2 separate regions of the Homo sapiens genome follow, and region 2 is linked to region 1. Evidence: read pairs that join two places in POLR2A ChIA-PET (ENCODE). Cell type or tissue: B cell. All regions are shown on one strand. Each heading gives the region's core, and the rest is flanking DNA. Links, peaks and the distances in the headings are about the cores only.

Evidence for each region. Peaks named below come from ENCODE experiments on the same cell type or tissue, not always from the same donor. Only the 100,000 strongest peaks of a DNase experiment are listed, where the experiment ranks them.
Region 2: POLR2A ChIA-PET joins it to region 1 with 5 read pairs; 6 of 35 experiments call an interaction of 5 or more read pairs at or near these places.

Annotation. Positions count from the first base shown.
Region 1 is chr12:57,477,457-57,483,512 of GRCh38, reverse strand. It overlaps ARHGAP9 (Rho GTPase activating protein 9), which reads left to right and starts at 3,647. Exons shown (of 18, transcript NM_032496.4): 1 at 3,647-3,783; 2 at 4,089-4,422; 3 at 4,756-4,973; 4 at 5,833-6,054. The coding sequence starts at 4,107. RefSeq lists enhancers at 3,234-3,323, 3,494-3,543, 5,064-5,113, 5,474-5,673. In B cell, for the core only: no CTCF peak of the experiment used is centred there; DNase peaks (open chromatin) are centred at 2,941 and 3,522; H3K4me3 peaks cover 2,227 bases; H3K27ac peaks cover 4,000 bases.
Region 2 is chr12:57,260,354-57,266,409 of GRCh38, reverse strand. The region is part of intron 19 of R3HDM2 (R3H domain containing 2); the gene reads left to right. Among named protein-coding and RNA genes, the nearest start is that of STAC3, 12 kb to the right of the region's middle. RefSeq lists an enhancer at 2,330-2,624. In B cell, for the core only: a CTCF peak has its summit at 2,473 (motif pointing left); a DNase peak (open chromatin) is centred at 2,449; H3K27ac peaks cover 661 bases.

The sequences.
Region 1 (6,056 bases), core at 1,217-5,216:
GTGGAAAGTCTAAGTCAGGAGAGTAGCAGGGCATATGTGTTTTAGAAAGGTCACTCTGGCTGCTGTGTCAGGAATGGTTGGAAGGGGAGCAGAACTATATGCAATGAGAACTATATGCAATGAGACTAGTTAGGAAATTATATCATCCAGGCTAAAGGAGTGGTAGTTGTGGGGATAAAAAGTAGGTAGATTGGGAAAATATAAATTGAAGTGTTCAGTAATCAATTGAATCAATGTGGGTGGCGAGGAAACAAGATAAATTCAGGTTGGCTGCTAGGTTTCTGGCATGGGAAATAGGGCATACTTTCTATGTGCTACAACAGATGATAGTATTTCCTCTATCATAGTGATCATTATTACATCATATTTTCATTGTTATGAGTGGGCAGGGATCATATTTTTTTGTTTTGTTTTAAGACAGAGTCTCGCTCCGTCACCCAGGCTGGAGCGCAGTGGCATGATCTTAGCTCACTGCAACCTCCGTCTCCTGGGTTCAAGCAATTCTCCTACCCCAGCCTCCCAAGTAGCTGGGAGTACAGACACCTGCCGCCATGCCCAGCTGATTTTTGTATTTTTATTAGAGATGGGGGTTTCACCACATTGGCCAGGCTGGTCTTGAACTCCTGACCTCAGGTGATCTGCCTGCCTCAGCCTCCCAAAGTGCTGGGATTGAGCTGGATGTGAGCCACTGCACCCGGCCCCATATTTACCATCTTAATTGACAATGCCTAGCACATAGTTCCTGCCCGGCATATATGGTAGTAAACATTCAATAAATATTTATTAAATTATTTTATTTATTTATTTTGAGACAGGGTCTCACTCTGTCGCCTAGGCTGGAGTGCAGTAGCACTATCACGCATCACTGCAGCCTCAACTTCCCAGGTTCAATAGATACTCCCACCTCAGCCTCCCGAGCAGCTGGGACTACAAGGCACACACTGCCATACCTGGCTAACTAAAAAAAATTTTTGGCCAGGCGCGGTGGCTCACGCCTGTAATCCCAGGACTTTGGGAGGCCGAGGCGGGTGGATCACGAGGTCAGGAGACCGAGACCATCCTGGCTAACACAGTGAAACCCCGTCTGTATTAAAAATACAAAAAATTAGCTGGACATGGTGGCGGGCACCTGTAGTCCCAGCTGCTCAGGAGAATGAGGCAGGAGAATGGCATGAACCTGGGAGGCGGAGGTTGCAGTGAGCCGAGATCACGCCACTGCACTCCAGTCTGGGCGACAGAGCAAGACTCCGACTCAAAAAAAAAAAAAATTTTTTTTGTAGAGGCAGGATCTCACTATGTTGCACCTCAAGCTCCTAGGCTCAAGTGATATTCTGCCTTGGCCTCCCAAAGTGCTGGGATTATAGGTGTGAGCTACTGTACCAGGCCAATATTTATTGATTTCATATTAAACTAAATAGTGGTATTGGGAGAGAAACAGGTTTGTGATAAGTTCAGTTTGGTTCATACTGAGTTTGTCGTACCTGTGAAATACTCAAGTGGATTTTCTGGTGGACAGTGGATTAGATGGGAGCCCCAGAGAAAGATCTGGACTTGAGATACAGTCCTTAGCAGCACATGGAAATCATTTGAGCTGGGGAGAGAATAAGACCACCCAGGGAGGGTATGCAGAAAGCACAGGGCACAGGATCTCAGATAGGCTTCTGTGGTTTAAGGAACAGGCAGAGGAAGGTCATTTCTCATGCCACAGACAAGGAACTGCCAGAAAGGTAAGAGGGATACCAGCAGAGTGTTTGTAGGAGAGAAAGGTCAATTGTGTTGCCTGCTACTGAGATGTCAAGCAACATAAGGATTGCATAAGGACTGCAGGATGCTCAGGCAAGGTCGGGGGTGACTCTATTGAGGAGTGACTTTGAAAAGGTGGCGGAGTGAGGGGACAGGAAATGGAGATCCCCTCTACAGTGTAGGCAACTCAAGAAGTTCGACTGTAAAAAGAAAGAGAGAGGCTGGACTCGGTGGCTTACGCCTGTAATCCCAGCACTTTGGGAGGCTGAGGTGGGCAGATCACGAGGTCAGGAGTTCGAGACCAGCCTGGCCAACATAGTGAAACCCTGTCTGTACTAAAAATACAAAAAAAAATAGCGGGCATAGTGGCAGGCGCCTCTAATCCCAGCTACTTAGGAGGCTGAGGCAGGAGAATCACTTAAACCTGGAAAGCGGAGGTTGCAGTGAGCAGAGATTGTGCCACCGCACTCCAGCCCAGGCAACAGTGCAAGACTCTGTCTCAAAAAAAAAAGAGAAGAAGAAAGAGAGAGAGACATATATATGGTGGTACCTGGAAAGCCCAGTAAGGGGAGGTTTGTCTAAAGATGGGAGAGACTTGGATATGTTTAAAAGTGAATGCGACGAAGCTAACAAAAACAAGCTAAAGTATAGGAGAGAGAGTTTCAGAGAAGGCAAAAAAAGGGTGGATTCAAGCACTGAACACCAAATGAATAAATAAGTGAATAAATGGGTGAAATTAGTCACTATTTTGGAAGTGGGAAGGAAGAGTTGAGGGGTAGGATTCTCCATGTGTTGAAGTGAAGTAAACTAGGAAGATCACTGAGGCAGAAGCCCAGTACTAGCCACCCAGCCCTCAGGGGAAGAGAGCTGGCTCTCTGATATCACCAGTGGGGAGGGTCATTCGCTCCTTAACCCACCTCTCCAAACCCAAACAGAAAGCCTCACATTGTGCAGTGGAGAAGCTGAGAGAAGAGGAAAAGAGGAGTGGCCAGGTAAGGCAGAAGCAGAAGTGTGGGTTTTAAAGTGCTGGTAATCCAGGGAAGGTCACTTCCCACCTTCCACCAAGGAGAAGCTGGCATCAGTCCCCTATCTACCTGTCATAGCGTCTTGCATTACTTGTCCATTGTTCCTGATTCAATTGTAATTATTAAGTTTATTGTGTCATTAGTTAAGGTCTGTCTCTCCTTAAGCTCCAAAAGGGCTCATTCCCTTCTCTCATCTCCAGTGCCTGACACTGCTCCTTGCACGCAGGAGGCACTCAATCAATCCTTGATAAAAGCATAAATGAGGCCGGGCGCAGTGGCTCACACCTGTAATCCCAGCACTTTGGGAGGCTGAGGCGGGTGAATCACCTGAGGTCAGGAGTTCTAGACCAGCCTGGCCAACATGGTGAAACCCTGTCTCTACTAAAAATAAAAAAACTAGCCAGGTGTGGTGACAGGCACCTGTAATCCCAGCTACTCGGGGGACTGAGACAGGAGAATCACTTGAACCCGGGGGGCGGAAGTTGCAGTGACCCGAGATCTCGCCATCACACTCCAGCCTGGGGGACAAGAACGAGACTTCGTCTCAAAAAAAAAAAAGCATGAATGAACCCACACACTAAAGTAGCTCCTGCCTCAAGAGGCTTGTGTGTACAGGACAGTATCAAGGCTTCTCAGCTCCCAAAATCGTGTCCTGGATTGGGAGGGTGGTGATATTTCAACTCTGAATCCCTCTGTGTTTCTCCCACTTTGTCTTTCTCTCTGATTTGGTCTTGGTATTTATTTGGCTTTCTGTTTCTCTGTCACCATGTCTCTCTGAGTCTGCACAGGAAGCACGCAGCTATGGTCTGAGGTGACTGGTAACGGAAACATTGATGCTTGCATAAATTTAATAAAGAATAACACACATTTTTGTCTTTGTCATTAACCTTGTGTCTCCCTGTTTCTGTCTTGAACCTGATTCTTTCTTCTTATCTCCTTCCTGTGTCCACCTCAAGACTCCCACCACTACCCAGGACCAACTCCTGCTCCTGAATCTTCTGATGGGCCCCACAAGGTACTTGGAGGAAAACTACTGGCCTAGGTCATCTCCTCTAATTTCCTGCCTTGCTGGCCATGCAGCCCTGCTGACCACATCCTCTCTCATGTTACTTACATACTTCCTCACCAGACACCACCAGGAGTTCTCAGCCCCCAAAACCTGTCACCGATCCTCACCAGGCTGTTTGCTCTACCCTCTCCCCCAACTCAAGGGCTCCCGTCCTCACCTCCCTGCAACACTGCTCCTAGAACCATGTCTGTCTACCTGGAGACAGCCAGGCCTATTCCCTTCTGGGTCTCCAGTGTCCCTTTTTCTCACAGGTGACAGTGCTGGCTACAATGCTATCCAGCCGGTGGTGGCCAAGTTCCTGGGGGATCCTAGGGCTGGGCCCCCGAAGCCCTCCTCGGGGATCCCAGCTCTGTGCCCTCTATGCCTTTACTTATACTGGGGCAGATGGCCAGCAGGTGTCTCTGGCTGAAGGGGATAGGTTCCTACTGCTTCGAAAGACCAACTCCGACTGGTGGTTGGCAAGACGCCTAGAAGCTCCCTCCACCTCTCGACCCATCTTCGTCCCAGCAGCCTATATGATAGAGGAATCCATCCCTTCCCAGAGTCCAACTACCGTCATCCCCGGCCAATTGCTCTGGACTCCTGGTGAGTAAGCGCTAAGCCCTCTCCCTTCACCTTCCTACCTCCCATCACCTTCCTACCTCCCTGGCTTCTGGGAATTTTGGGGAGGTCCCCCTCCCTCAAGCTTCTGCTAACCATCTTCTCTTGTTTTTCTTTGATCAGCCTACCTCTTGCCCCCGCCATGGCATCCTCATCCCACTGCCTGTCCTCCTAGTCCTAAGGCTTCTAGGTCTCATGCCATTTTCCACATCCTCCCTCTGCCCTTCTTGTCTTCCCTGTGAGTTCCCAAGATGAGGGACCCAGTTACAACAACACCTCTGATCACCTGCCACCCACCCTCCCCTTTTCTGTTTCCAGGGCCGAAGTTGTTTCATGGTTCCCTGGAGGAGTTGTCTCAGGCCCTCCCAAGCAGGGCTCAGGCTAGCTCGGAGCAGCCTCCTCCACTTCCCCGCAAAATGTGTAGGAGCGTCAGCACTGACAATCTGAGCCCCAGCCTTCTGAAGCCTTTCCAGGAAGGACCAAGCGGAAGATCCCTCTCCCAGGAAGACTTGCCGTCAGAAGCCAGTGCCAGCACAGTGAGTCACAGCTCTTCTGAGCTGGGCCCTGTTCTAGGCACAGGACAGACAGCACCTCTGTCTTCAGGGGACTCCCCTGGGGATGACAAACACAAAAACAAATAAATAAGATAACGCTTGGTACTACTGATAAGTCTAAAGGCAAGTTAATGTGGTGGAGAGTGGCTGAGGTGGTGCGGGGAGACATCTGTGAGGTCACGGCATTCAGTTGACTCTGAGCAAGGAGGAGAAAGAGGCAGCCGAGAGGCAAACTGGGTAGGAGGTGAGAAGGGACAGTAGGTACCAAAGGCCCTGAGGGGACAGGGCACAGGGCGCAGTGGAGGCACTGAAAGGCCAGCCCTGTGCTCTTCCTTCCTCCAGACTCCTAGCCCAGGGCAGGGTTTTTCTGTGTTCTGCTTGCCTGATAGGCTACAGCAGGTCTCCTCTAGAGATGTGACTTGCCCAGCCCTTCCCTCTCTTTCTTAACCGTGGGTGGAAAGGGGCTCCTCTTCCCTTCTGTAGACCCTTCTCTGTCTTCTTTTACCTTGCAGGATGTGAGGGTGGGGCACCCCCTTCAACATTCCCCCCACCCCACAAAAAGCCTGTTCCCCTTTCCTGTGGCCCTGAGGTGGGGGTGGGGTGGGGGAGGCGGGAAGTTGGCAACAGGAAGTGAGGAGAAGAGCAAAGAAAACTGTGAGAGAGAGAATTTTTAAAAAGCAGCTGGGGCCTGAGGTTTCTCCCCCAGTACCCTGGGTCACCTCAGCCCAGAGCTGGCGGTGAGAAGACAATGGGGGAGGGAGCAGGAGGTGGGAAGGCCAAGAGAAGCATGGGAAGGGCAACAGGCAGAATGACCACCTCCTTCTTCCCCCTTTTCTGGCAGGCAGGCCCCCAGCCCCTCATGTCAGAGCCCCCTGTGTACTGTAACCTGGTGGACCTTCGCCGCTGTCCTCGGTCCCCACCCCCAGGCCCTGCATGCCCCCTGCTGCAGAGGCTGGATGCCTGGGAGCAGCACCTGGACCCCAACTCTGGACGCTGCTTCTACATAAATTCACTGACTGGCTGCAAGTCCTGGAAGCCCCCGCGCCGCAGTCGCAGCGAGACGGT
Region 2 (6,056 bases), core at 932-4,931, 220 kb after region 1:
AAACTTTTTTAAAAGGCCAGGCATGGTGGCTCATGCCTGTAATCCCAGCACTTTGGGAGGCCAAGGCGGGTGGATCGCTTGAGCCCAGGAGTTTGAGACCAGCCTGGCCAACATGGTAAAACCCCATCTCTACTAAAAATACAAAAATTAGCCAGGCATGGTGGTGCACACTTGTCATCCGGCTACTTAGGAGGCTGAGGCACGAGAATCACTTGAACCTGGGAGGCAGAGGTTGCAGCTCATGCCACTGCACTCCAGCCTGGGCAACAGAGCAAGACTCCGTCTCAAAAAAAAAAAAAAAAAGAAAAATTATGGCCAGGTGCGGAGGCTCACGCCTGTAATCCCAACACTTTGGGAGGCCAAGACGGGCAGATCACCTGAGGTCAGGAGTTCAAGACCAGCCTGGCAAACATGGTGAAACCCCACTTCTATTAAAAATACAAAAATTAGCTGGGCATGGTGGCGTGCATCTGTAATCCCAGCTACTTGGGAGGCTGAGGCACAAGAAATGCTTGAACCCGGGAGACGGAGCTTGCAGTGAGCCGAGATCGCGCCACTGCACTCCAGCCTGGGCGACAAAGCGAGACTCCATCTCAAAAAAAAAAAAAAACAAGCCAAGAGTGGTGACGCACCCAGTAGTAACAGCTGCTCAGGAGTCTGAGGGGAACAATCGCTTGAGCCTGGGAGGCTGAGGCTGTAAGGAGCTGGCATCGTGCCATTGCACTCCAGCCTGGATGGACCCAGATAGGGAGTGGGACCCTGTCTCTAGGGGGAAAAAAAAAGAAATGACATTGGTTGCCTCAGCCCTGAAAAGCTATGTCTCTGCATTCTTAGTTTTCTTTGTTTTTCTTTTTTCTTTTTCTTTTCTTTTCTTTTCTTTTTTTCTTTTTTTTGTTTTCTGAATCTAGCACTATACTCACATGCCTTTGGGTCATGAAATGAAGACACAGAAGACCTGTGTCTTCTGTACTTATCCTTCATATAGACAGCATTTCTTTTCTCTTGGGAGGGTGAGGGAAGTTGATAAAACGCTTTTTAACTTAGAGCTTAGATTTGTTTAGCAGCTTTTGTTGTGTGCTCACATACATTGTAACATTTTAATTCTCACCATAACTTTGTGAGGAGGAAATTTAAAACTCAAAGAAATTAAATGACTTGCCTAAAGTCACAATCCTCTAACTTGAATTTGGGTCTTTTGACTTTCCGCATCCCATACTGAGTCTTCAACACATTTTCAACACTTTTTTTTACTCAATTTCTTTCTCTCCAGTGGAAAATAAATGGACATCATGTTACACAGCTAAGGGCCCTCTTTGGAGAGGCCAGCCATTCCAAGTTAATAAGTTTATGCCATGCAGCCTTTCACTGCCTTTGCCAAGAATTCCCCTAACACGCAAGTACAGCTGCCCTTGTTTGTATCCCTTTCACCCTACCCTCAAATAGCAATACACTGCAGTTAAAGAAACTTTAGGGGACTGTGTGCAGTGGTACACACCTGTAATCCCAGCACTTTGGGAGGCCAAGGCAGGAGAATTTCTTGAAGCCAGGAGTTCGAGACAAGCATGGGCAACAAAGCAAGACCCTATCTCTACAAAAAATTTAAAAATTAGTTGGGCATGGTGGCATGTGCTTTTAGTTCGTCCCAGCTACTTGAGAGGCTGAGGCAGGAGGATCACTTGAGCCCAGGTGTTTGAGGCTGCAGTGATCTATGATGGTGCCACTGCATCATGGTGATGTCACCCTGTCATCATGGAGAGCAAGACCCTGTCTCAAAAAAAAAAAAAAAAAATCTGGAAGGAAGTCTTTTGTTTTTTCTTTTCTTTTCTTTTCTTTTTTTTGAGACAGAGTCTTGCTCTGTCACCCAGGATGGAGTGCAGTGGTGCAATCTCGGCTCACTGCAACCTCCACCTCCCAGGTTCAAGCAGTTCTCCTCCCTCAGCCTCCTGAGTAGCTGGGACTACAGGCGCCTGCCACCATGCCTGGCTAATTTTTGTATTTTTTTTTTTTTTTTTTTTTAGTAGAGGCAGGGTTTCATCATGTTGGCCAGGCTGTTCTTGAACTCCTGACCTCAGGTGATCCGCCCGCCTCGGCCTCCCAAAGTGCTAGGATTACAGGTGTTGAGCCAGCTTCCCAGCCCAGCTGGGAAGGAAGTCTTTTTTTTTTTTTTTGAGACAGAGTCTCTCTCTGTCGCCCAGGCTGGAGTGCAGTGGCGTGATCTCGGCTCACTGCAGCCTCTGCCTCCCAGGTTCAAGCAATTCTCCTGCCTCAGCCTCCCAAGTAGCTGGGATTACAGGCACATGCCGCCACAGCTGGCTAATTTTTAAATTTTTAGTAGAGACGGCGTTCACCATGTTGGCCAGGATGGGCCTGATCTCCTGACCTCATGATCTGCCCACCTCGGCAGGAAGTCTTAATTTAGCCTCCAACCATCTCCTTTCCACTCTATCGTGGGAATGTCAGAGTGCCCTCTTCTGGTGAGAGGGAGATATTTTGTCAATTTTCCCTATTTAGAAATGGAATATTTTCACTTGAAGATTTTTTGTACGTCACTATGTTGGATGCTGTGGAGTAGATTCCAGAATTAATCTTACTCATTAGACATGATCAGTTCTTACCTTTAAGGAGCAATGACTTCCAGGCCAGGCATGGTGTCTCATGCCTGTAATCCCATCACTTTGGAAGGCCAAGGAGGGTGGATCACTTGAGGCCAGGAGTTCGAGACCAGCCAGCCTGGCCAACATGGCAAAACCCCATCTCTACTAAAAATACAAAAATTAGCTGGGCATGGGGGTGCACATCTGTAATCCCAGCTACTTGGAAGGCTGAGGCATGAGAATTGCTTGAACCCAGGAGGCAGAGGTTGCAGTGAGCCGAGATTGCGCCACTGCACTCCAGCCTGGGCAACATAGCGAGACTGTCTCAAAACAAAAAAAAAGGAGCAATGACTTCCGCCTTCATACAGGCTGAGGTTTTTAATTCAAAAGTCCTTAACTTTTATTATGTTATTGGTCTCTCTGGCTGTTTCTCCTAGTGTCTGCCAGGGGCACTTGGCCTTAAAATTTCCAGTGGGGTATAGATATTGCAGAAACCAGCTCCAAGAAGCACTGTAGCCTATGGTGGTGCTGGGTACTGCGGGGCATTTTTTCTCCTGCATGTACATGTAGGTATACTTGTATGTGCATTTTTGTGTGTATCCTTTGTGGCATGTCCTTATATCTATTGGGTCACTGTGGTTACATCTATTCATCTTCAAATGCAAGATCTTTGAACCATAAACAAATCAAGTGAAAAGAATTTTTCATTACCTACTCTGTCATACTAGGTTAATTTAAGTAAACTAAAACAACAGTTCTGGAAGTTGGCAACACTAGAAATCTGGACCAGGGTTAGAAGAAAGAGATAATTAATGTAGGCTTCCCACGTCAAAAGAAATGGAGAATCCCTCTTTATCGTCTGTTTTCCTTGCTTCTTTGGAATTTTCTCAGTTTTATCTCCTTTGTTCTTAGTTACCCTGGTTGATCCTAGGCTTCTGACTGACCCCTTGTACTTTTCCTAGATAGTGGTATCTTGTGTTCTACCCATATCATGTAAAATACTGTATTCACCATATCGATCTTATAGGTCTTTAATCCCTGTTTGTGGAAATCTAAGAGGAGGTGGAAAAAGGGAAACAAGTGCTTCTTGTGCCTCGTTTACCCTATACTGAAAAGATAGACAGCAGGCATAACCCACAAGGGCCCCTCTGTCACCTTCAGAGGACAGTTGCCTGCCCTTCTCTCATGTAGCAACATGGTCACTTTTCCAAAAATAAAGGCAGGGATTAGGATTAGCTGTTCCTGGAACAACTGTTCTGGTTTATTAATACATTTTTGTAGTTGCCCTGTTTACCCCCAGGCCTGAACTTTAATTCCTTCACTATAGTATGAGACATAACTCTAACCCCAGGAAAGACTTCTCCCATTAAAATGATGGTTGCAGGTCCCTTGAGGTTTCTACAGGGGTGCTTGTCTGGGGAAGATGCACACAGACATGAAATGGCAGTGATACCTATACAGAGACTCCCAACTCACAGTGACACAGCAGCATGGACAGAGTGAAATGCATACAGAAATAGCCTCTCACATATTTACTGGCTCATTGTTTAGCTGAGGGGTTTCCAAAGCTGAGACTGCTCTTTCGTCTTCCATTTAGTGAAGATATCCTACTCCCCCACCAAAAAAAGGAAAAATACCAAGATATTATTGGATTCTATCTTTTAATTTGGGAAAGATGCCTGTGGATTTTATTTCTCCAAACAATTCCTTTCCATAGATGTGATTTCTGGTGGTAAGAAGCCTATCAGTCTTCTACCTCAGTGATTTAAAAAAACAAAAAAACAAAAATGAAAAACAATTCTGCCAGACATAAATGTCATCTGTTTGTATTTATGCGGTTTGCTGTGCCCAATCGACCTTTCTGCCCAGGTTTAATGATGCCACTTAAAAAGCCATTCACACGTCCCCTCTCCTTTCAGAGCTTTCAAGCTGAAATTGATTTCCTTATTCAACCCCCCCTCCCACTTCCCACTGGCTGCCAACCCATGCTCCTTCCCCCAACCTGATTATATGGAAGTGCTGTCACTGGGCAGAGGGTTTTTTTTTTTTTTTTTTTTTGCCACGTCTATTAAGAAGTAGTGACAGTTCAGCTGCTAACAGATGCCACCTGCTTTGGGCTCGAGGAAGAGAAGCATAAAAATCAGCTCATCAGTGGAGTAGTGCTCTGTGTTCTCAGCTAAGTGAAGGAACAATGCTTCAGGCCAGCAGGGGAGGACTCAGTGTGGGGAGGAGCTCAGGACAGAGGCTGCAACTAAAAACCCTGGCTTTGTTTTTGTTGGGAGCAGAGATAATAATATGAGGACTTTGTTTTCTTTCCCTCTCCCTGTGACCTCCCTAATAGCTCCTTATGACTACCTGCTGGTATTAGAGCTTCCACTGCCTTGCTTATGCTTATTTCTACACACTCACCCCCTTCTCCACCTTTCCTGGCCCAGGGCATTAGGCTCAGATTATGAGCTGCTTTCTAGAAAAACAATAGATTTAATTATTCTTACATTGGACCCTCAGGTAGCAATGAGGTATTTGAATACCTTCTAGAAAAACAATAGATTTAATTATTTTTACATTAGACTCTCAAGTAGCAATGAGGTATTTGAATAAGGTCAATTGCAATTTTGTTGGTAGAGGATGTTGAAGCAGGTGAGCGATTCTTAGGATGGGGAAATAAAATACCCAGCAAAACTACAGTAAGGGGAGAGTTGTTAAATGCATGACACTCCACAACTGTGCAGTTTTCCTATGGCCCTACTACAACCTATGCCCATGAATACTCTGTCCACCTTGGCAGGAGATGGGGATATCTGAGCCTGTTGCACTGAGTATTTGTGCTCTCTGACTGGATGAACCCTAGAGGGTCAGGGGTACAAATGGTCTGGGGAATATGATATGACAGATGCTGTCTCCTGAGCTTCTCTTAGACCTCCCACCATTTCTTTTCCTTTCTTTTGACTGATACTACCTGAGAAAAACAATCACGCTCACTTCCCAGCATGACTGGTGCCCAGGGCAGAGGCTGCAACATTTCCCGTCATAGGAAGCAATTTGATGACAGCAGCAGTGGCAGCCCTGGAGCATCGAGCCATGAAAACAGCAGCATTGCAGCAGGTTTTCAAGCTAGTAACCCCAAATTTCCCATTTCTCCACCACCACCCACGTGTGAACTCAGCCTCAACAGGAATATAGCCTGGGAGGTCAGGAATAAACCCTCACTCTAGACAATCCCTTGCGGGGAAGCAGAGCTCCAGCCCATCCCTCCCAGCAGGGACTGTCCATCAAACTGCTTGACCCTGACTCTTTACCTTGCTTTTCACCATGAAGATTTAGGTCTTAATGTTCCTCCTTATTAAGGCTTTCCCTTCTCCCACCCTGTGGGAGGATGAGTCTATCCATGGTTGCCAGTGCCAAAACCTCAAAGTCGCATTCAGTCAGTCACCTGAACCTGTCAGTGTAACCTTCAGAGGG